2 separate regions of the Mus musculus genome follow, and region 2 is linked to region 1. The links are chromatin loops, found by intact Hi-C in ENCODE. Cell type or tissue: heart. All regions are shown on one strand.

Evidence for each region. Peaks named below come from ENCODE experiments on the same cell type or tissue, not always from the same donor. Only the 100,000 strongest peaks of a DNase experiment are listed, where the experiment ranks them.
Region 2: it touches region 1 in a loop (4-fold over the local background); 2 of 42 quality-filtered maps call a loop at or near these places.

The regions. Positions count from the first base shown.
Region 1 is chr12:31,347,669-31,355,668 of GRCm38, forward strand. Dld (dihydrolipoamide dehydrogenase) reads right to left here and starts at 3,803. Exons shown (of 14, transcript NM_007861.5): 1 at 3,633-3,803; 2 at 1,929-2,007. The coding sequence starts at 3,671. In heart, a CTCF peak has its summit at 3,862; a DNase peak (open chromatin) is centred at 3,773; H3K4me3 peaks cover 1,837 bases; H3K27ac peaks cover 1,550 bases.
Region 2 is chr12:30,907,446-30,915,445 of GRCm38, forward strand. It overlaps Acp1 (acid phosphatase 1, soluble), which reads right to left and starts at 4,167. Exons shown (of 6, transcript NM_021330.4): 1 at 4,045-4,167. The coding sequence starts at 4,087. Sh3yl1 (Sh3 domain YSC-like 1) reads left to right here and starts at 4,224. Exons shown (of 10, transcript NM_013709.5): 1 at 4,224-4,782. The coding sequence starts at 4,782. In heart, no CTCF peak of the experiment used is centred here; a DNase peak (open chromatin) is centred at 4,226; H3K4me3 peaks cover 2,992 bases; H3K27ac peaks cover 2,808 bases.

The DNA of each region.
Region 1 (8,000 bases):
TCTCTATTCATAACACAGGAAGGCTAACAGAGAAGTGTGGCCAAAGCAGGACAGGCACTAGAACTTAAGACTGTCTGAAACAAAGCTAAGCCCTGCATGTGTCAGATAAGAGTACTGGCGTTTTAGCTGGTACTACTCTGTATGGTGACCATGCTGAACATTCTGTGATACAGCAACTGAAACAGACAGGACTGCAGTTTTCTTTTATTCAGTAAGCAGGCAGTGAAGACCAACTGTGCCACCTTAGGTACTAAAGAAAAATCAGTCTTTGCCCCAGTAAAGCTTCTATTTTTGAGAGGAAAAGTTATTAAGTAAACAATTCAGCTTCATGTAAGTGTATAAAATTACTATTTCATCTATCCTAAAATATACTAATTTTATACTTATAATTTGACAATGTCAAGAGACACCCCCCCCCGAACCCCCTGATTAAAGGTTACTGTCTCTTAGTTTGTTTTTTTGTTGCTGTGATCAACATCATGACTAAAAGCAACTTAGGGAAGCCAAGACAGGAAGGAACCTAAAGGCAGGAACTAAAGCAGAAGGCCTAGAAGAATGCTGCTTACTGGATTGCTTAGCTTGCTTTCTTATATAGCCAAGGCCTACCTGCTACAGTGGATTGCACCCTTCCACTACACACATGCCCACAGGCCAATCTGATGGGAAGAATTCCTCAAATCGAAGTCCCTTTTCCCTGGAGACTCTAGTTTGTGTCAAGTAGACAAGAACTAACCAGCATGGACTCACTCCATAAAATCTAAGTGCCTGTGCAAAGACTGAAAATAGGAGGCTCTGATTACACCATAACATTCTGTTACACGATATCCAAGGCTGTCCTCTCATCTCCACACCTGCACTGTGGCATGCACACAGGGACTCATACATGTACACACATCCTAACACAGATCAAAATTAAAGAATAAAATACCTTTTTTTTTTGTTGTTTTGTTTTTTGTTTTTGGTTTTGGTTTTGGTTTTTCAAGACAGGGTTTCTCTGTGTAGCCCTGGCTGTCCCAGAACTCACTTTGTAGACCAGGCTGGCCTCGAACTCAGAAATCCACCTGCCTCTGTCTCCCAAGTGCTGGGATTAAAGGCGTGCACCACCACTGCCCGGCAATAAAATACTTTTAAATACAAATTTTAATGGGTTCAGTAAATGTATCACTTCAGTACTTTTTGTAAGTTAAATACCTTATCAAAAACCCATTTATCCCATTCCAAGTGCTTATAAAAAAAAAAACCAAAACACCTATCTTTTATAGAAAATTCAAAACTTCAAGAAAGCATTAAGAAGGAAATTATACACCCCACAGCTCCCTTCTCTGTATATAATAGTAGTCTTAAAGAATTTCATTCAAGATTTCAAAAATCATTATCATCACAGCTCTGAAACAACCAACACAATCTGACCCAATAGACAAAATTAATTCTTAAAAGCTGTAATACATAAAAATGCTCAACTCAAAACCCACCTGCAGTTCTCCCTCACCAGTGGAGTAAAATCCATGCTGTCTGCCTAGAAAGACTTCGGTGCTGGGGTCCCTCGACCTCTCTGATCTTATTCCTTGGGTTTTGCAAGCCACCTAGTCTTCGTGCTTTTCCTGGAGGTTCCCGAATTAAGATCCATCTGAGGCCTTTCTCACTGAAACAACTTTTCATATCCTCACTCCCTCCATCTCCTCGGAAGGCTTTCCTGACATCCTCTCACGGACTCCTAGTAACCTGCTTTAATTTTCAGTTTCTTCTCCAAACACTTAGAATACTTACGTACTGTTCACCTTAAGAACGGGCTTGGCCATGTTTACCTCTCGTAGCATACAGGGTGTACAGACAACAGTAAACAAGCACACAGATTAACACTACAAGTCACTCTAACATTCACTTTCCTCAGCTACTCGGATTGAAAACTGCTGTTATCAGGTACTTACTTGGTTGATCTGCATAAGTTCTTAAAGGAACTGAAGAAACTCCTTGTAGGCCATGAGATATCCGATTGAAATGGCCTTTCTAGAATAGAAAAAAAAAAGACAAAAGAAATTTTCCTGTTAAGTAAAATATAATTTTTAAAACAGGCTGGCAAAATAGCCCGCTGGCTAAAGGCTCCTGCCACCAAGGGTGACTTCCCAAGTTTAATCCGTGGGAACTATATGGTGGCAGAGACCTGACTCCCAGAAGCTGTCTTCTGGCATCCTTTCATCCTATGTTGCACGCTCATGCCCACAGGCATGTGCACAAGTAATACATGTAATTTAAAAGGTCGATGACAACTGGGGCAAATGTATCAAGCAATAATACTAATGGACTTTCTCTGCCGCAAACAGGTATCCTACCAATTTCCCTTTTTTGTCCATAATATTAAACTTTCACAATCTTACCTTGCCAGGTCTGCCTTATTATTATGAACATTCAATGAACCATTTCATATTAAATCTAATAAAAATATATTTAATGGCTTACAGTTTTATTAAAACTTCAGAAAGCATTGTTAATTTTATTGCCAAGGATCAGTTTAGTATTCTAATTAAAATCCCAAAACTTTGAATTCAGGTATTTAAGTATTTCAATGATATTCATTTCATCTGTCATTCTGCTTCCTAACAAATCTACTTAACAGTCTGTAATCACTTATAAGATCTATAAAGATGTTCTTAAGCCACCAACTGGACTAGGAAAATGTACCAACAACGGAGTGGCCTCACATTCTGGAAGTCCCACAAATTGCATCATAATCTCACACTCTCTAAGCAGTGTGACTACCATTTCCTAAGGCCAGGGCCACATAAAGAAAGCACACTTCCAGCTCCTATCACAGCGAGTAAGCAATGGACAGCAGCGACAATATACTCTGATGCAGCAAGGTTTTTTACTTGAAGACAACTTCTGCACCTGAGATCAAGATATGCCAACCAAAGAGGAACAAAGAACTGTCTGTACTGAGAGACGCGGCTCACCTTCTCCCTAAAACAGTGACATTTTGCGTGTTACATTAACTTTTAAAGACACAGACGGCTCAGCCGTGAAGAGTCTCATTTCTGTATTGTCCCTAAAGTTATCCTGCTACCCTGCCACTAGGCCTCATACATTCAATTTGGCAGCTGTCAATTGGCAGGTGAAATGGGAAAGTTGTTTGGACGACAAACCGCTGCAATTAAAACTATAAGCCCCAGGGCCTGACTGATGGCAGGGTGCACTAGTTTAGAGACGTGAATGAAAACAGATCCTTGGAGGAGGAACTCGCGGGACGGTGTGTTGGAGCTGACCACGTCTGGGCCAGTCGGGCCTCAAGGTTACTTCCCCGCCGTAGGAGAGTAGGCCACCCCCCGGGTCATTAGGATGAGGCGAAAGGTAGGAAGGGGCAGGCCGCGCGTGGCAAGGGTCATTTACTCCTCCCCGAAACTGGGGGAGGGCCCAGGCCCCTGGACCAGCGTCCGGGTCGTGTGGGGCTGCGGGCAGTCATTCCGCAGCAGGGCCCTCCCGAGCCCGGGCTCGCGCTCCCCGCTGCCTCGGGAGGCCGCACCGAGCCGGCATAGAGGCGGGGCCGCGGCGGTTCCCGGCGGCAGGCCGCGTCCGGGCCCACAGCGGGCGTCTAAGTGCCTGTGGTCCAGCATCATCCCCTCGCGGGCCGCCCTCACCTTGGCCAAGGAGCGGTACACACGACTCCAGCTCTGCATCGTCCCTCGGTCCCGTCCCTCCAACCAGGGGTTTTCACCTCCGCTGAACGCCTGGTAAGACTTATCCAAGGTCTCCCCACCCTGCGCCTGCGCAACATATACGTCATCGCCGAGGAGCAGCGCGATTGGCCCGAAAGGCAGAGGCTTTCCGGTCGCTTCGTCGTGCGCTGTCGTGAAGGGCGCTGCGCTTTGTGGCAGCTGGGGAATTGGAGAACTGTTGCTCAAATGACTGGAGTAGAGTTGCAAATTATCCTTGAAAGACGAACTAGATAAATAAAAATGTTGTTTCTTCAGTAAAGCCCACAGAAAGTAAAGTTTAAATAGGAAAGGAAGAAAAGTTTGACAACTTGACAAGCTTATGGTTGTGCTAGATATTCGTGGGCAGTAGGCTTTATCTAGCTTTACAAAAACCGTATGAACTGTTTGCATTTTCTGGATGGAGCCCTGAGAGGTTAAAGAAAGCAAAGGAGAGGTAACTGCAGCTCTACGAACAAAGGCTTTGATTTTAACGGCTGGTTTACAATCTCTGTTCTCGAAGGCAATGGAAAGGATAGGCTTGAACCTTTCTTCACCAACATCCTGTTCTGAAAACTGCGCTAACAAAAAGTATAGAAAACAAGCTCCCTTCTATTTTTGTATTTTGAAAGCACGCCTCCCTTGTAGAAGAAACTAGAAGGGTTGGGATGGTGGGTGAGGTGTTAGGTTTTCATTGAGAGTGCACCTAAAAGATTGCTAACTGTTGTCTATAAGATTGAGCACAGAGCCTGGCGTGGTGGGCTACGCCTTTAATCCCAGCACTCGGGAGGCAGAGGCAGGCAGATTTCTCAGTTCGAGGCCAGGCCAGCCTGGTCTACAGAGTGAGTTCCAGGACAGCCAGAGCTCCCTATCTCGAAAAACAAAAACAAAAACAAAAAAAAAAAAAAAATTGAGCACAGAGATTTAAGGTCTGATACCACTTTGTAATAACAGTCTCTAGTTTAAACCTTAACTCTATACTTCTCAAAAGTTTACAGCCCAGGCACTGTACTGAACTCCATAGAGTTAGGGATTAGATGAATATTACTTCTTACCTATCTATGCCCATTTAGAAGGAAAAAGACATGAATAAATGATTTTTTAATGTTATGACGAAAGCTAGCTGTTACCAAATATTAATCACCACCACAACCCCTTTTTGGTTTCTTGAGAGAGTGTCTCATGTGTCCCAGACTGGCTTCAAACTCAATATAGAGCTTAGAATGACCTTGAATTTATAGTCCTCTTGCCTTCATCTCCTGAGTGCTGGGATTACAGGTGCCCACCACCATGTGTTGCTGATTGCTGGGAACGGAACCCAGAGCTTCTAGTATACCAGGCAAGCATTCTTCACCTGAGTTACATCTTAAGCCCTTGTTTTCCCCTTTCATAAGATAAGAGATTGTTCAGCTGGACAGATGGGTATTCAGAATAGCATTGTCTTTTCCGGGTCCCATACAGCTAAAGGTAGACGTATGATCAAATACTGGTCAATGATCTCCATTTATTGTTGCATCCAACTCGACCAGCAAGGAAAACGCAACCACCGGTTCTTCTTAAAGCAGTTTACTCAGGCAGCTTCTCTCTTCAAATCCCCCGCCTCTCGGGGTACAAGTGTTTTTATCCACTCAAGCCATAACCACGCCTCAACCAATCACCACAGGTCACATCACCTCACCAGGAAGGCTTGCTCAGCCAATCAGGGATTAAGGGCTAGCCATCCACCAAATATGGGCTTGTTTACTGCCTGGCACAGATTTCCGTCTGGGCTGGCCAGGGAGTCTGGAATGGCTTCCCACAATTCCCCCTTTTATATTCTTTTGAAGCAAGCTCCGTGGGTGAAGATAGAGGTCTGATCCCCAGTGTGCAGAAATAGGGGCCATGTACAGGATTGACTCTTAGGCTCACAGGGTTTTACCCAGAGCAACCCTGACCTGCTCCCATGCCGTTTTTCATGGGGGAAGAACACTAGGACACTCAACCCTCATGCAATCAGACGTACCTCCCAGAGATTGTCAAACAGCGTCCAGACTAACTTCTGTGCAGTGCTTAGCCTTACAACCCTGCAGAGCGATGGCTTCATTGTTCATTCTTCATGGCAACAAGCCAAATCTGAGGTGACTGCCCTGCTTCCACTGTGGCAAAAGCTTGCACCACCATGGCGGCAGTGTGGACCTGGGCATTCTGCAACCAACACATACACCATACACACAACATGCATGCCAAAACAAGGGCCACAGCAAGGGCACCTATCTCAGCCCATTCTTTCCTGATGCCAAGCCAGGATCCACTCGGGTAGAATTCACAGCGACAATCGCCGAGTGAAGCTCATTCATCTTGCCATCAAAATTTGCAGTCCAATTTCTTAATAGGAATTTCTTAACAGGATCAGCTTCTTCATTTTGACACTGTCGCACTATTCACTCTGGAACCCACACTGGCTCTGCGTGATTCTGTGGAAACATGCAAACAGACCCTCTCGCCCAGCCCAACACAGGATCTGGACCATTCCATGATCCTGTAAGCACATCCCTCCATTTAGCATACCCCAGATTACTGGGGCTGGTATTAGCATGTCGTTCAGCAGCAGAGCGACCTTCCTTATCCAATTGTAAACATTTTAAGGTAAAAAGAGCTAAGGAGAGTCTTATTTTTGGGGGTATGGCCATAGCCTATTCCCTGTCTTTGTTTTATTAATAATTCTTTTAAGGTTCTATGTGCTCGTTCAATGATTCCTTGGCCTTGAGGATTATATGGCAGTCCGTGTTTAACTTGTACTTCCATCTGTTGACAAAAAGACACCAGGGTTTTGGCAGTATATGCAGGGCCATTGTCTGTTTTAAGTTGTTGGGGTTTACCCCAAGCTGCCCAGGCCTCCAAACAATGCTGTATAACATGGGAGGCCTTTTCCCCTGCCATGGGAGATGCATAAACTATTCCTGAACATGTGTCAATGGATACATGAATGTATTTGCCAAATTCTGAAAAATGTGTCACATCTATCTGCCACACCTGTAGAGGGAGCAATCCTCTAGGATGCACTCCATAAGAAGGTGGGTGTTGAAACTCAAGGCAACATACACAGGTAGTGACTACATCCCGAGCTTGTGCTCTAGAGATTCCAAATTTTCTCTGCAGAGTTTTAGCATTAACATGAATTTTAGAATGAAATTGTAAGGCTAACTCCATAGGGGATGCTAAAAATATGAACTCCATACGAGTACAATTATCCACAATATCATTTCTCCTACTTAAGGGTCCTGGAAGCCCACTATGGGCACGGACATGTCCAATATATAATGGTTGGCGTCTTTCCCACAGCAACTTCTGTAATTGTAAGGCCAAGGCTTGGATGGTACTAGGAGCTTTTATTTGGCCAGCCACTTGTAGGGATAAAACTAAATTAAGTACATATTGTGAATCTGAAATTAGATTAAAAGGAAAATCACAATCCTTAATGACTTCAATAACTATTTGTAATTCCACCATCTGTGGAGTACAGGGATAATACTGCCTGACCACAGGAACTTTCCTCTCTACTATATATACTCCACATCCGGTTTTTGATCCATCAGTAAACACGTTAACTGCATCCTTAATGGGTGTTTTCCTCACCACTTGAGGGAAAATGACTGGATGTTCCTTAAAAAAGGTCATTAACGGATGTTTGGTATAATGATTATCAAATGGGCCCTCATTAATACAGGCTAAAATAGCCCACTCATCAATATTTGCTGTTAGGACCTTTTGCTGATACCCATCATAAGGGATTACAATAGAGCTGGTTTTTATACCAAAAAATTGTAAACAATGCTGAATTCCCAACAAGGCTAAAAAAGCCACTGTTGTAGGCTTTGTAATGATCTAATGTCCTCCCAGCGGATATTTTGGAATGGATCCATAACAATGGGCCTTCTTGCCACAATAATCCTGTGGGTTGCATCTCAGTAGGTAATATTATCAAAATGATGGGTAACCCTTCTCTACAATGCTGAAGCTGGGCTTTAATCAATTCTTCTTCCACTAGGGTAAGGGCCTTTCTAGCCTCAGGTGTTAGTTCCCTTTTGGAACTTAACTCTGAGTCTCTTTCTAAAATTTGAAACAGAGGTTTTAATTTAACATTTGGGATCTTCAAATAGGGCCGAATCCAATTGATATTGCCTAACAATTTCTGAAAATCATTTAAAGTATGCAAGAAATCAACCCTCAACTGTATCTTTTGAGGCCAAACGGCTGTAGGAGTGAACCTTGCTCCTAAATAGGACACTATTTTTTAACAAATCTCTACCCCATAAGGTAATGGGCAGCTCAAGC
Region 2 (8,000 bases), 440 kb before region 1:
ATAGCAATAACAGTTTCATCAATTAACCATTAAAGCTAAGACAGGAACTCATTTTAAATGTCCTCCATATGATAGTCCCGGTTGTGAAAGTTTCCTTTCCACATTCTAATTTCTGTCTGGTTTTTCTATGTCTTTGTGTGGGTGTAAGCGTGCAGATGTATACAGAGAAGAAAGGTGATATTCCTCAGAAGTTGTCCACTTTGTTTTTTGAGAGAGGGTTTCTTACGAGTTTAAGAGTAACCTTAGTAGGCAGGATAGGCTGGCTGGCCAGGAGGCTCAGGAAACCAACAACTTCTATCTACCTAGTGTGGGGATGATAAAAGTATGTTACCATGTACAATTTTTGTTTGTTGTTGTTATTGTTTTTTTTCTTTTATTTAAGCATAGGTTCTTGGAATAAAACCCAGGTCCCTCATGTTTACAAGGTAAGAACTTCACTGATTAAGATCTTCCTAGCCCTGTTTTGTTTTGTTTTGTTTTTGTAAAGACCACCATCAGCACTGTTTCACTAACCAAAAGGCTTCTGGCACATCACCACATATCCAGGCAAAACAGCCAATAGTGGTGAGCAGGTTAGGAAAAACATTATTATTCTGGAAGTTTAGAAGTTACCAAAGTGTAATATTTTAGCATGTAAAAATAAAAGGCAAGACATCTATATAAGAAAAATTATCATTAAATACGAAGAAACAGTCTTGTTTCTTTGTAAAACTGTGGGCCATTTCATCATTTGAGCATATTCACTCCTACCCTGCCCCCAGATAGCTGTATTTAAAGGTATGTAGGTATAGATTAAAAGTACCCTATCTCTACAGAGACTACAAATCATACAACCTACAAGATTAATAGAAGGGAACTCTCAATACTAATAACTTGCCTCTAGCTTGCCAATTTATGTTATTAATGTTATTAGAAAAAACACAGGGCTAGGTTAGACCTCTGACCCCATCAAAAATGAATAAATAAAAACATACATATATACATTAAGAGTGAGTTCACTGGCCATAAGAAAAACACTTTATGGTTTGACTTCCACAAGTCCTGGAAATGTAAACATGGCCTTATTTCTCTTATGACCACTGTGACTAGGGCTGAGATCACACCTGCCTTTGCTGGGTCCCATCCAGCTTCACAGAGCAAAACGCTCCTCTCCTCATCTTTCTAAAACAACTTCAATCTTAAAAAGTTTGAAGAAAGGTTCTGAAGGAACAAAACTTTTGCATTTCAAACACAAGAGCTTTCACTGTGCTCCAAAGGGGCTCTTGGGAGAATTCATCTGTACCATCCTCAAATTTTCCGAGGCTAGCAACTGACTACAACACATCTAACTTCTGAAGCTATCCCTGCTTCTTCCAGGGCCTCCTGTAGCCTAATCTCCACAATGCAGGTGGAACAAATTATATCCCTCCCCATTTCTGCTCCAGACCTCCCATGGCTTATCTCACTCAGAGCAAACCCAAGTCTTCATACAGCTTCCTATGGTATCTAGACTCCAAACAGGGGCCCAGAAATAACCATTCTTGGCCTACCACATTTCTATACAGCCCAAAGGGTTAACCAAATTTTTAGTTTTAGGTCATTAAAAAATAATGCAAATGCAGAAAATCTTGTAATACGTGAAAACTCTATCAAGTCCCAAGGCTGGTATCCAGGAACGAGCTCTACTGAACAGAACCAAGCTATGGCTACACTAAGTTTTCGGCACATGAAGTTTAAGGATTCACTCCAGCTCTTTACAGAGGATGTAGATCCCTGCCCTAAAGTATCTGCTGTACATAAGGATCTCATTTCTCGTATTTAGAATGATCCAAGTTTGGTACCCACAGGCAAAGAAATCGTGGCTGAGAAAGGCTGCCTGGTCTCCAAAACCATGACTTCTCTGGTTACAACTTTTACCTGAAAACCTCATGCTCTGTCTTTGGAGTAGAGACAGGCCCCTTGCCACCTTCATGTCTCTGCTCACCTTCAGATGAGTCCTGACTACAGCCTACACCCTGCTCCCACTCTGCTTTGGCTCATAGTGAACACCTCACCAACTGTATGAAGCCACTGGCATTCCTTGACTGATGGTGACTGCAAAGTACCGGCTTCAGAACAGCTGGACTTCATCTGTGGTGTTCACCACTATATGCACCTCCAGTGGCAAAAACAAAATACTGAATTATATTGACGTCAAACATATGCAAGCATGTACTTCCTTTAAAAGTCATATTGGTACAATATGCCAGCACAGATAACTATAATAAGCAATGTGAATTAAGGCCAGAGTTTTACTTTGTTCTTCATAGAAATTACCTAGTACAGATATCTTGCAACTATCACACACAGTACCTTGTACTGAAAAGTGGAATAATAAAGGGAAAAAAGCTATTGCCCACAAGACAGATAACTCTTCCTAAGAGCTCCACAGGCTGTCAAATAAAAATGCAACTTATGGAATAAAATATCTCGGGGGGGGGGTACCAATGGTCTGGGTATAAAAAATCCTTGACTTTTTTTTCATCATTTTGACTTTATAAAACAGATGGCTTTTCAAGCAAAACCCAGCATTAAGGTTCCCAGTAAAGTTAACCATACCATCAAGGCATAGGACAGCAACAGTTTCTTAAGGGCAGTCCCCACAGGTGGGTGGGAAAGATAAAGCGAGGTAGACAGAAAGTCTTGGCAGACTTCTAGCCTAAAGAGGAGTGTCACTCTGTAGGAAAAGCAGAGGACAAAAGACAAATAGCTGGACTGTTGACAATTTAACCCTTGCCCCTCAGGGTGGAGTCAAGGAGGCAAGAACTCTGAAAAAAGAAAGAATTGCATATTATGTAAAGGAGAATCAAGGTTGAAATTCTGTGTTAGAAGGTACTTAAAAGATTATTCATTTAAAAACAAACTGTTTTTCACATGGCATGAGTAATTGTCCTAGGGACTGAAAACCAAGGTTTCAGAGAGACCTAAAGAAAAGAGACTGGCTGAGAACCATAGCAACTGTGACCCAAGGATGACATCAAACAAACCTGTCACAGAATGGTCTTCCTGTAACCTAGGCTCACGTTGGCACAATGGGGAACAGGGGTGGGGGTGGGGGTTTCCGGCAAGAACTCCAGCTGTTCTAATAGAAGGGGCCAGCTTAGAGAGTCACACTACAGATATGAAGCCACCTGGGCCAGTTAGCAGGTGAGAGGGTTCAAAGGAAGAAAAGCAAGTTAGGTGACGGACAAGAGCATGAGGGAATAACAGGGATGATGATTAATCGTCATCGAGACCTTAACTGATTAGAAAAAGACAACTCTCAGGACGTCGGTGATGGCTTATCCCCCGAGGATGTGATCATAAGGGCACTGACCTAGTCAATGGTTTAACCCAGTAGATTCAAAATATGAGGAAATGACTGGAGGTAATGAAAGATACAAGTGTGGCTGAGCAGAAGAAAATACATCCCGATGCGTGCTCTTGGGGCTAACGCTTGTCTTGCTCTCTACTCTCCCCTTCTGTGATTCCCGTCCACAGGAGCAAATAGTCCCTGACTCATGCTCTGGCCACCTTGAAGGACCATGATGCCTTGCCTCACCACAAGCCCAGAATCTACAACCATTCAAAAGGGGCCTGAACCTCTGAAACTGAGTCAAAACAAATCTGTTCTCCCTAAAGTTGTTTTGGTTGGATATTTTTCAGCACAGAGATTTGGAAGTAACTGCCAAAGCAGATGATGGGCGACTCTCAGACTTAAAAGAGGAGGAGCAAGTGAGAGGGGTCTACGGGCTTGAGAGAGAGAACTCGCACAAAGATTTGTGGTTGAAGGGCACTCGGAAGGGTGACATGGGCTTTGGAAGGGCATAATCTGGGACAAAAATTACACAGATCTCGGGCTCAGAGGAGTACCAGATGATGGGGGATGCATATGAAAAAGGCAGACAAACGAGTATGTGCTCAGACGCGGGCCCAGCCAAGGCCTTCTGATCTGCTTCCTCCGCCCAGCGCTCTTGTTCGGAAGCCTAACAGGGAGAGCACTTCAGGGTCCCAAAGAAAAAGACCCTTAAGTCGGCGAGTCCTTACCGAGACACACGAACAGCACTGACTTGGACCCAACCTCTGCCATGTTTCGGTGCAGACCCTGGCGCCCAGAAACCGCGTCGGGACGAGGCGCATGCGCACTGCCAGGGTTCTGACCGTGGACATGCGCAGTCCGCCGCCCCACGTTCGTACGCGGCCAGAGGCGGGGCCAGAAGTCGCCTAGAGGGCGGGGCTTAGGCGTTCGGGTTGGCAGCCCGGGCTAGCGTTCACTCTGAGCTCTGCCCAGGTCGCACGTCTAAGGAGTGAGGGCGGGGTGAACGCGGGGCGACCCCCAGAGCAGCTTGGGTGGCACGGTGTTGAGCAGGGAGGATTAGGATGTGCCAGGGCAGCCAATGAACTCAAGGATAGCGGCTTGCAGAGCCTCCTAGGGTGGCTCCTCCGATCGGAGCTACCCGCCCTTCCAAGCTAAGTTACCCCTTTGGACCACCGACCCCAGGCCGGGCCACGGTACTTAGCAGTGGGTTTCCCCGATTAAGAAGAGGGGGTGATTTACAAGGCTTCAAAGGAATGAGGCGGGTGGACGCAGATGAGCTACGTTCTGAGCAAGGGTATAGGACCAGTGATCGCTTTGGCAAAAACAGGGCATACACCTATTCCCTTACCTGGGTCAGGTGTGCGCCCGCTGGGCGGGTCCCGTCAGGGAGGCGGACCAAGGAGAACGCTTTCCTCTTCCTGGACTGGAGTGAGGAGCTCGGGTACCGAGAGGAGCGGCAGGCACCAGTGAGTAAGGGTCTGAGCGGCTGGGGCGTGTCGGCACCGCGGCAACTCTTCCTCTTGCGATGGGCGTTGTGAAAGAGGAGAGAAAACAGTCAAGTCCCTGGGTTTGTCTGGGCGCATCCACCAAGATCATACTGCACGGATCCTTTTGTAAATCCTCAGAACTCAAGATTAGTTTTCTACACTCCTGGCTAAAGGTTTTGGTTGATTGTTAACCACAGTCGTTCCGCTTCATTGCAGAAAAAAAATTTTTTTTCCTCCAGCATTTCCAGTTTTGAAGACAGACTTTCATTTTGTTATTTTTCCCCTAATATCTGATGTTTTACCATCTTCTGGTTTCAAATTGTTTTGAGAATTGGCATCCTGTGTACTTGACACAGATGAAGGAGGTGCAGATTGGGGGTTGTGTAGGGCCTTTGTGGGAATGTGATCTCTGGGAAAGGATAGTCCCTAGGGGAGGGGCTCACATGCGTTTGGGACTTCCAGAGGTAGAGGTGTCAGGACTTTGACACAGTGTCTTTGGTTCTGCGATACTTTACAAAGGGGTGGTGTGGAGGGTAATTTGATTGCTGCATCTCTAGTATATAGTGCCTGTATGGTTTTTTTTGTTTGGTTTGGTTATTGTTTTGTTTTGTTTGTTTTGTTTTCTTTTAGTGCTCTGAACAATAGGAATAGGTAACAATAGGAAGCAGGTTTCTCCCCTGGCAAAATGTGCCGGCTTCTTTTCAACAGATGTTACTACTGCCCTGCCAAGGCAGACCAGGGAAGAAAGACTTGAAGTAACCACCTCCATGGAGGAATGCCCTGGCCTGGGGCAGAAGCCTTGCCCTGTTCTGTGTTTACCAAGTGAACAGGTTCTGTATTCCTGCTGGCCCAGGTATTTTCCTTGAGATATGAGGAAATGTTTCGATTACTAATGAGTTAGTTCACTTGTACACAAAGTTTAGAGAATAACACGGCTGGGTTGAAGGTGCTGTTTTATTCTGCTCTGTGGCCTGTTATTGAAATACCATAGTAGCATCTGGTTGTTTGTAAATTGCTATGTTGGAGGTTAAAATAGACTAAGTGATAACATTCATCCTGTTTGTTGCATCTTAACTAAGGAGAATTGGTTATTGGCTCACTGTGTTCAATGTCTGTGAAATAAGTCAATATTACCTTGGTTTTTGTTTTTTCTCTTTTTTACCTTTCAAAGAAAATTAGCTTTAAAACTCTGGTTACATTTACTCTGGTTTTTTTTAATTGATACATTGTGACTAAGAGTCCTTGTCCATTCACTCATTTGCAGGTGGTATTGTGAAGTGCAGGACTCTACCATAACATTCACTTATCCCCCCCCCTTTTTTTTTAACTGACATGCACAAAGCATGCATCTGTGATCTTTTCCTATCCCAACATTTCCCTCAATTTCTCTGGGAAGCAGATACAAAGCAAAGATTTTTTTCTGCCCTTTGCTTCCAGTTCTTTGTCCCCATCCAAAGCCTTGGGGAGATGGGGGGGACAGTGGGGTTCACATGGATAATTTGGTTGTAAATTTTGCTTAAGGAGATTAATGGTCTAGCTAGGAACATGGACTGCGACTTATGGATATGACAAACTTGGTCTCCCTACAACAAAGTAAGTAGTCAAAGCTCAAGCCCCAGAAAGACTACAGTGATCTAGAAACAAAGGCAGGAGGTGTCAACAGCGTGTTTAACGGTGAGCATCTCAAGAAAGACAGCATCTCAGAGCCTCCTGAGAGACTTAACCTTTGGGCAGAGGCAAGGCAGGCAGGGATGGTAAGGTTTTATCAACTATTCTAAAAACAGTATTAACTTAGTTGTGTTCTTATTTCTTTGATCTCTAATGGAATTTTTATCAAATTAGCAAATTAACCCATGTAAATTAAAATTTGAGGACATGGTTTAACACAGAATGAAAATTTAGAAAGCCATGTCTAGATGCCCTTTTCCCAAATGTGCCCTTTTTATATTTCTGTTGATGTTTGGTTTTGTTTGTTTAAAATGTTTAATGGTTTTGAGAGTTGATTGTTGGTGGCATTAATTTATGATCTATAAATTATCTATAGCAAGAGCAGGGTGACACCAGGCAGTGGTGGCACATGCCTTTAATCCCAGTATTTGGGAAGCAGAGGAAGTAGGATTTCTGAGTTCGAGGCCAGCCTGGTCTACAGAGTGAGTTCCAGGACAGCCAGGGCTACACAAAGAAACCCTGTCTTGAAAAAAACAAAACAACAAAAAAACCAAAAAGAGAGCAGGGTGACACATATGCATGAAATCTTGCTTCTTTGTTTTTTAGTTTTTCTTCTCTCTTAATGTTCAGGGGCCCCTGCCTAGGAAATGGTACCACCACCCATAATGACTAAGTTAAGACAGTTCTCTACAGACATGCCCACATCACTAGCTGATCTAGATAATTCCTCTTTAAAACTGTCTTCCCAAATGATTCTAGGTTGTGTCAAGTTGAAAGCTAAAACTAATTAGCATATTAACCAAAGTTGAAGAGTTGCAAGTTCAAGGGAGAAGTCAGTCCAATGCAAATTTCCAAGGTGCAGGATCTCTGGAAGAAAATCATTTCAAGTGGGAAACCGGTAACAAGAAAACTTGATTGGAATTCCCAAATAAGTGAATATGCTAAGCTGAACCCTGGGGACACTTAGGGCATTTTTTTTTTTTTGCCTGTCTTTCCTTTTGTGTGTCACCAAATAGTCAGATTATAAGTAGATGGAGTTGGCTGCAGATGGGGATGTCCAAAGTGTTCTAGGACTTAAAAGATAGTGTGAATGTCACCAGGACAGAAATGGAAAGGGGAGAAGAAAACAGATTAGTTGACACTGAAGGCATAACACTTTGAGGGAAGAGAACTTGAAGAAACAATAACCAAACTTCAGAAAGAAGCAAAGGATGGCATGGACTGCGAGACAAGGGCCAAACCCTCAGTGACACATTTGGGGAAAAAAAAAAATCAAATGAACAAATAGATCTGGAATTTGTAAGCCAAAATGGGGGAGAAAACCTTAAAATATAAGAAGGGATAACCCTTGATTTAAGAAAACACTTGATTTGATTAAAGGATTAGGTGAACCATTTTGAAAAATATTCAAAATATGTATGCATGTGCATATATGCAAAAACATATTTATACTTGAAAGATATCCATAATATGTAAGGATGATTTACAAAACAAGACAATGCACATTTTAAGTGGGCAAAGTATTTTAA